Regions from separate parts of the Homo sapiens genome. Here region 2 is linked to region 1. A link is a contact called in ENCODE Hi-C or POLR2A ChIA-PET data. All regions are on one chromosome and are shown on one strand. The core of a region is the stretch at or near the end of the contact, and the rest is flanking DNA. Distances in the headings are between cores, read along the strand shown.

Evidence for each region. A loop is a pair of places that touch in the nucleus more often than their neighbours do. ChIA-PET counts read pairs that join two places held with the same protein, here RNA polymerase II (POLR2A). Pooled maps may share reads with other maps.
Region 2: a map of B cell shows a loop between it and region 1 (10-fold over the local background). The contact joins two enhancer-like sites. A Hi-C loop is called at or near these places in 30 of 168 maps with a recorded cell type or tissue (A673, B cell, CD14-positive monocyte and 24 more), 34 of 37 single-sample maps with no recorded cell type and 29 of 50 pooled maps. POLR2A ChIA-PET finds 5 or more read pairs at or near these places in 8 of 52 experiments (AG04449, B cell, GM10248 and 5 more).

The regions. Positions count from the first base shown.
Region 1 is chr10:96,742,298-96,746,241 of GRCh38, forward strand. It overlaps the pseudogene RNU6-1274P. Among named protein-coding and RNA genes, the nearest start is that of PIK3AP1, 24 kb to the left of the region's middle. RefSeq lists an enhancer at 1,793-1,842. Within about 2 kb of position 1,879, at least 3 of the 41 ENCODE cell types and tissues checked have a DNase peak (open chromatin) inside an H3K27ac peak, as active enhancers do; they include B cell and CD14-positive monocyte, where a contact is called at or near this core.
Region 2 is chr10:96,643,725-96,647,668 of GRCh38, forward strand. PIK3AP1 (phosphoinositide-3-kinase adaptor protein 1) reads right to left here. Exons shown (of 17, transcript NM_152309.3): 8 at 1,749-1,938. Among named protein-coding and RNA genes, the nearest start is that of TM9SF3, 59 kb to the left of the region's middle. RefSeq lists an enhancer at 1,748-1,817. Within about 2 kb of position 1,672, at least 10 of the 41 ENCODE cell types and tissues checked have a DNase peak (open chromatin) inside an H3K27ac peak, as active enhancers do; they include B cell and CD14-positive monocyte, where a contact is called at or near this core.

The sequences.
Region 1 (3,944 bases), core at 629-3,128:
AGAGCAAGACTCCATCTCAAAAAAGAAAGGGGAGGGGAGGGGGAGAGAGAGAGAGAGAGGAAAGGGAGGGGAGGGGAGGGGAGGTAAAGCAAGCCCTAGATGAGGAATTAACTAGTTCTGGATATGGACTGTGTTGGTGGGACCAACTTAAAGACAGAAGAAAAAGAATAGAAAAACCCGCTCCATCTCCTTTAGTGTTCCCTGCCTCCCCAGAAAAATATACTTTCTTAAAGGTGCAAATGAAAATTGTGAACCCAATGCTGGCTATGATCTTTTTGAGGTCCACTGAGCAACGCAATATTCTCCTTGGGTTAAATTTGTGTTACATTTATCTGAATCGATTGAAATTCAAGAAACTATAGGCAAAAAAGTATTTAATACTCAGTGCAGAAAAATTAAAACAGCAAAGTCAAAAGGCAAAAATAAAAATAAAAATAAGCCGCAGTCTCCTCAGTGAGCAGCAGCACCGTAACAAGACAATGCATTCAGGCTTTCCTGATGCTTCTATATAAACAGGTCGACAGTCTCTCATCTGTAATTCCCCCAGGCAAAAATCCCTGGAACCACAAGGTTGTTTTGTTTTTGTGTTTGTTTTCCAAGTTTGTAGTGAATTTATTTGGCTGCACCACCTGATCCAAACTGATGTGGTGCTATTTATATTCTTCAGTTATCTCACTTAATGTGAATACTCGTATGTTTCACTGCAGAAATATTAATGAATTTGGCTGTCGTGAGTTGCTACTTCAAGCACACTAAGGATGTTCCATAATTATACACCTTTGTAAAATCTGAAAAAGTTTGAATCACAAAATACATTGACCCCCAAGGGTCAGAACAGTGGACCTGAATACTTAAAAGAAGCGATGATAGTGCTCACTGCGGCAGCCCATATACTAAAATTGGGACAATACAGAGAAGATTGGCATGGCCCCTGTGCAAGGATGACATGCAAATTCACGAAGCATTCCATATTAAAAAAAAAATTGTTTTAGGCCGGGCACGGTGGCTCATGCCTGTAATCCCAGCACTTTGGGAGGCCGAGGCGGGCCGATCACTTGAGGTCAGGAGTTTGAGACCCACCTGATCAACATGGTGAAACCCTGTCTCTACTAAAAATACAAAAATTAGCTGGGCGTGGTGGCGGGCCCCTGTAATCCCAGCTACTCGAGAGGCTGAGGCAGGAGAATCTCTTGAACCCGGGAGGTGGAGGTTGCAGTGAGCCAAGATCACACCATCGCACTCCAGCCTGGGCAACAAGAGTGAAACTTCATCTCAAAAATAAAATAAGATACAAAAATTAGCTGGGCATGGGGTCATGCACCTATAGTCCCAGCTACTTGGGAGGCTGAGGCTCGAGAATCACTTGAACCTGGGAGGTGGAGGTTGCAGTGAACCGAGATTGCACCACTGCATTCCAGCCTGGGTGACAGAGCAAGACTCTGTCTAAACATAAATAAATAAAATAAAAATGTTAAGAATTAAAAAAAAATAAGTGATGATAAAACAGTGATGCTGTACAGCATCTACATGTTCTAGGTACTGCCAAGCACTTTGCATATATTAATCAAATGCTTGTAACAATTCTATAGGGTAACTACTATTACCTTCATCTGCATTTTACATATGAGGAACAGGATTACATTGTACCTACTGTTTCACGCTTGCTTTCTGCACTTAATATGTCTTGAACATATTTCAATTGAGTGAACATTCATCCACAGCACTGTGGCTGCATCATGCCCTGTTGTGCGGCTGTGCTATCATTTCACCTGTCCTCTGGTACTGGACACTTAGGTTGCTTCCATACCCTTTCTTTTTGGTGCATTTCTCTGTGAGACCCTTCAGTAGAGGCTTGTGAGTCATCCCTCTCAAACCTTTGATCATGAGAAAACAGCACACCCCAGTGGCTATTGGCTCCTTGAGAGGAAGCTATATCTTCCTACCTCTTGACCATTTCCCTTTTATTTTTTATTTTTTCCTATTCTAACAGAAATGTGCTCGTTCTTTGTATATCTCTGTCTAATCTCCCAGCATCTGAGAGATCCATTTTGCCATTGCTGGGGCAGGATCTGAGATGGCCGGCATCCCTCACTTCAGGCAACACGGCCTCTTTGGTTTCCTACCCTGATGTCCTGTCGGTTCTACTGACCTACTTCCCTCTCTGTGTGACTTGGTTTCAGAAGGTTAGTATGTCGTCGGTGTGAGGTCTGCATCCCTATTGTCTGATGCTACATATTTAGTTGAATGGGTCCTCTCTTGATGTCTTTTAATCTTGGTTCTTTTCCCAGAGTTGCCACTAAAATTGTCCCATGCCACTTGTATTAGTTCCCCGTGGCTGCTGTGACACATTACCACAAATTTCATGGCTTAAAACTACACAATTTTTTTTTTAAATTTTCAGATAAGGCTTCACTCTGTCACCCAAGCTGGAATGCAGTGGTGCAGTCTTGGCTTACTGTAACCTCTGCCCCCCAGACTCAAAGTGATCCTCCCACCTGAGCCTCCCAAGTAGCTGGGACTACAAGCGCATGTCACCATATCCGGCTAATTTTGGGGGGATTTTTTTTGTAGAAATAGGGTTTCGCCATGTTGCCCAGGCTGGTCTGAAACTCCTAGGCTCAAGCAATCTGCCCACCTCAGCCTCCCAAAGTGCTGGGATTATAGACATGAGCCACCAGGCCTGAACCAGATGTTTATTCTTTCACAATTCAGGAGGCCAAAAGTCTGGAATCAAGGTGTCAGCAGGACGGCACTCCCTCTGAAGACATGGAGGACAATCCTTCATTGCTCCTTCCAGCTTCTGGTGGCTCCAGGAGTTCCTTGGCTTGTGGCTGCATAACTCAGATCTCTGCCTCCCTCCTCATATCACCTCTTTTCCCCAGGTCTCTCTTCTATGTCTCTTATAAGAACACTTGTCATTGGATTTAGGGTCCATCCAGATAATCCAGGATGGCCTGGGCGTGGTGGTTCATGCCTGTAATCCCAGCACTTTGGGAGGCCAAGGCAGGCAGATCACCTGAGATCAGGAGTTCGAGACCAGCCTGGTCAACATGGTGAAACCCTGTCTCTACTAAAATTAAAAAAAAAAAAAAATACAAAAATTAGCCAAGTGTGGTGGCACACACCTGTAATCCCAGCTACTCCGGAGGCTGAGGCAAGAGAATCACTTGAACCTGGAGGCGGAGGCTGCAGTAAGCTGAGGTCGTGCCACTGCACTCCAGCCTGGGTGACAAGAGCAAGACTCAATCTCAAAACAAAACAAAAAAAAAACCCAACAGATAATCCAGGATGATCTCACCTTGGGATTATATCTGCAAAGACCCTTTTTCCAAATAACGTCACATTCACGGGTTCCAGGGGTTAAGATGTGGGCCACGTTTTTGGGAGCCACCATTCAACCCACAATAATATCACTCTTCCCAAGTCTAGGGATTCGTTTTTTCCCCTTCACACTCTCCAGGTGGGACCTCTCGCTCTCTCACTTCCCATCCAGGACAGCCTATCCCCCTAGGAGATCTGTCAGTGGATCTGTGTGGAGTTAGACTATGGGTATGAGAAAAATGGTTTCTTTCTTCTGCTGAACCATAAAAGAATCCCAAACCAGTCCTTTCACATACATTAAACATATTTTCTTCATCAAATTGGGTGTTGTTACTTATACTAAAACTATGGGCAGTTTTTCTTTACCCCCAAAATCAAAGTTTATATTTCAAGGAGGAGAGAGTTCTTTTTTTGAGTGCTTAGAATACAATAAATGCTGTTACACTATCTTATTTAACCCTCATAACAACCCTGAGTCTTACAACCCATTTTCTCTTCTTCAGAGAATGGAAAACTGAGGCTCAGAGAGGTTAAGTAACTTACTAAAAATCACACAGTAAATAGAGGGATACAGCTATGTCAACCCCAGAGCTTTTTGGTTCTGTCTCTACACCAAACTGCCT
Region 2 (3,944 bases), core at 422-2,921, 99 kb before region 1:
TTCTCTCCAAGGCATCCTGTTGGTGCCTGCTCTTCCATGAGTTCATGGATGGGAAAGTCAGGCCCGCCTCCCTGTGGGCCCAGGGCCCTACTGTCTTCTTTTCAGGCTGAAGGCTTGTAACACTCAATATAGCCCATTCCAGAAATTCCCCCATCCATAATGCTGATACCTTGGTTGATACTTCTCTTCCTTGAATCTATTAATGAAAACCAGAGGGAAGGAGGGCTAAGTCTCCGGTGGTGCCTCCGCATGCTTAGCATTTGGTAGCGAATGATGGTAACACATGAATAAGCCTCTTAGAGGGCCTGCTGTGTGGGTCTCCTGCTTCAACTCCAGTACGTGCGTGGAGATCAGATCCACTGTTACCCAGATCAGCGGTTCTCAAGGGTGGTGGCACTGCCCCCTGGGGGCGTTTGGAAAATCTATGAGGGTATTTTGGGTGGTCACCAAGGAGATGGCATTTAGGAAAAGGGGGAAGGACCCTAGACATCCTGCTATGTGTGGGACAGCCCTGCCCAATGAAGAGATGTTTCATGTCCCTCGTGACTTTCAAATATTTCCCTAGACATACACATAAGTTTTAAAAAGTACGTATGATACATATTTATACCTATGTGTATATTTCTACATATCTGTGTATATGTACAAGTATGTCTGTATTTTTAAATTTAATGTCAGCAGATATAAGCAAAAATATAGACAAATATACCTCATTTTATTACTAATTATTACCAATGCCATATTGGCTGGGAGTCACAAGTCACAGAACTTCTCTCAACTCAGTTAAAGATTCCTATTTTGTTTTGAGTTTAGGTGTTGGAGGGGAACTTCTACTGCTCATTCACTTTTGTCAAAAGGCATTACTTTTGCATTGGAAAAAACAAGATAATAAAAAGTGGGCAAAGTTTGTTAGACAGTTTATAAGAAAAATCATGATCCTGAAGAATGATATTTTGAAAATAAGCTTACTATATATTAATGCAATAAAATCAAATTACCCCTCGCCCCCCAAAAAATCTGCTTATTATTTTCTGAGCCTAGAACCTAAACTGTTTCACATATAAACACATCTTATTTTTGCAAACACTTAATTTTTTAGAAATTCAATTTCTATGAAAATGGAAAGGAAATCATAAAGAGTTGTTCACCATCTAGGAAAATCCAGGTGCCAATGCCAACATTATTCCCATCATTTGAGCCACCAAGACTGCAAACGTGTCAGTCAATGTTTGAAGCCGTTGACCGTGATTCTGAGTGTGTCTGCATCTGACTCTTTTGTCATGACTTCTGGTGCAGGCATGTTTGAGTATGTCCTCTTCTTTAATTTCTCTTTCCTATTTCAATTAGGGCAGTATATTTGATTTCTGAGAATTTTATATGTAGGTAGGTTATATAATACATAAACCTCATGTCAGAGTAGGAAAATGTTTGTTATAAAAAGGACCCCTGGAGACTGAGGGCTGAGAGCCACTGATTTGGCCTCTCAGATCACGAGGCAATGAGTTCATCAATTCTGACTTCCAGATATTTGCTTAAACTCTCCCAGCAGTCATAACAGAGGAAGTTTGGAGAAGAATTCTGCTTGTCACAGCACATGACTCCAGCCCTAGCTTTGTGTAAAACAGGACCTTCATCTCTCTGGGGTGAAGTGAGGGTACATAGGGACTGCCCCGCGCCATCTTCATCCGGAATGAAAAAAGCTGTTTCTCAGCAGAAAGGTGGAAGCAGAACTGGGTTGTGCTACTTACAGAGGTCTTCAGTGGCAGCTGGGACAAAGGCAGCCATGGACTCATAGAGATCCTCGTCACAGCCGGGGTTGAGCGAGCATTTCATAAGCAGGTCTGTGGAAAGGTGGGCCATGGACTCGTACACAGCATCAGCCTCCTCCCCGTGCATCAGTTCCTCTTTAATGTGACTCTTGAGCATGTCCACCGTTTCCTGAAAGAGAAGATGAGGCCCACGGCGCCCTGAGGCAGCCTGACTTTCCGGGTGGAACTTGGCCCCCGAAGGCACTTGTGGCCAGCAAAGTAAAGGCTCCCATGAGTCAGGATTACAACTGGTTGTGTGTATTTGTATTTTCCCACCTGACTGAACGCTCCTTGAGGCCAGGCTTCCCACCTTTTTTAGTTTATTTCACGTTTTTGTTTTAATCTTCGTATCTTCCTACAACACTAAGCACAGAGTTAGGCACTCAGGAAATACTCGTTAAATGTCCACTGACCAGAGGATACAAATTAAAAATTACTTTCCCATGGCCTGATGTGGTGGCTCACACCTGTAATCCCAGGACTTTAGGAGGCCAAGGCAAGTGGATCACCTGAGGTCAGGAGTTCGAGACCAGCCTGGCCAAAATGGCAAAACCTCATCTCTACTAAAAATACAAAAATTAGCCGGGCATGGTGGAGCACGCTTGGAATCCCAGCTACTCGGGAGGCCGAGGCATGAGAATTGCTTGAATCCAGGAGGTGGAGGTTGCAGTGAGCCAAGATCGCACCAGTGCACTACAGCCTGGGCAACAGAGCAAGACTCTGTCTAAAAAAAAAAAAAATACTTTCCCGTGAGCACCTTTTAAATGTCAGGTACAATGCTAGGTATTTGCCTATACCCTATCTCCTGTAATCCATTCCACTACTGCTTGAGAAAGGTATAATATTCTCTAGTTTACAGATGAGAAAAACAAAGCTCACAAAAATCTAGTATCTTACTCAAGGGCTTGCAATCCTGATTTCTGATACTTCTTCTACACCCTAGTGGTTCCTCCAAAGGGAAAAAAATGACACAAGAAGGTGTGACCTTTACTGACTAGCCACGCAGAAATTCAAATGAGCTGAACAGGAATGCAGCTAAGGTGTTCTCGCCCTGTGTGTAGTCAGAGGTCACTCCGCAGCTTGGCACACTAGCCCCTGTTCCTTCAGCAGTCTCCTCCAAACTGTCAGGAACCCTGACAGTTTCCAGGGGTTCCAGCCTCGATTTTATGTCCTATGTGCCCAAAAGGAGAGATGATCTTGGATAAAGTGTCCTGACATCAGAAAGGTTCTCCCCTGCCTCCCACTGCCATCCTGCCTCCATGTGATTGTGAAGCCAGAGAGGTGACTTCCCTGAAACCTCTGCACAACTTTTCCTGGTAAGAAACTTTGGTGTTTCACAATCCTTATTTCAGCATCAACCCACAAAAATCCTCATTTTCACCACCACTACCCTAAGATAGCTAATCTTTTATTGACACTTCGTTAGTTTCCTCACGAGACCCAATAAAACAGATGACAGCTGTGAAATGTTGGAGATTCCAGATCTCACCTTTGGTTTTGATGTGGTGAAAAAAGGAAATGGGACAGTTCTAAGAGGCCATAAGCAACACAAAGGGACAGTCTTTTGGTCACAATGCTGAAGCTGCATCGGTTGAAGGTGACCACAGGGAGAAAGCAAAGATGGTATGACCTAGATTGACTTCGGCACAAAATGAAAGTGCATCTTTAAACATCCCAGTTAAATACAACAGGATAACAAGCCCGGGCTTCAGTATCAAACTAGGTGCAAATCCTGTCTCTGCCCTGAATAGTCTGTGGCCCTAAGCACAGTGACTTTGCCTTTCTAAGCCGTTTTCCTCTTTTGTAAAGTAAGGCTTGCAATACTGTCAACTTCAAAGGATTGTGGTGGGGATTAAATGAGATAATACATTTTCAAATCAAATACATTCAATAAATACTAGTTACTACTATGAACACAGTAGGTTATTAATAAAAACTATTGGCATGGAAATGAAATGCTACATTTGGTACATTTGTGACTTTAAGAAAAAACTGAGTAAATACACCCAGACTGAGAGCACCTTTTAGACTTATTTGTGTCAGTGACGCCCAAAAAAAAGGACTCACACCATTTTATTCAAAACACTTATACACCTGTAAACACTGGGAAGTCCCCTCTGTGCCTCCGTGAATCAC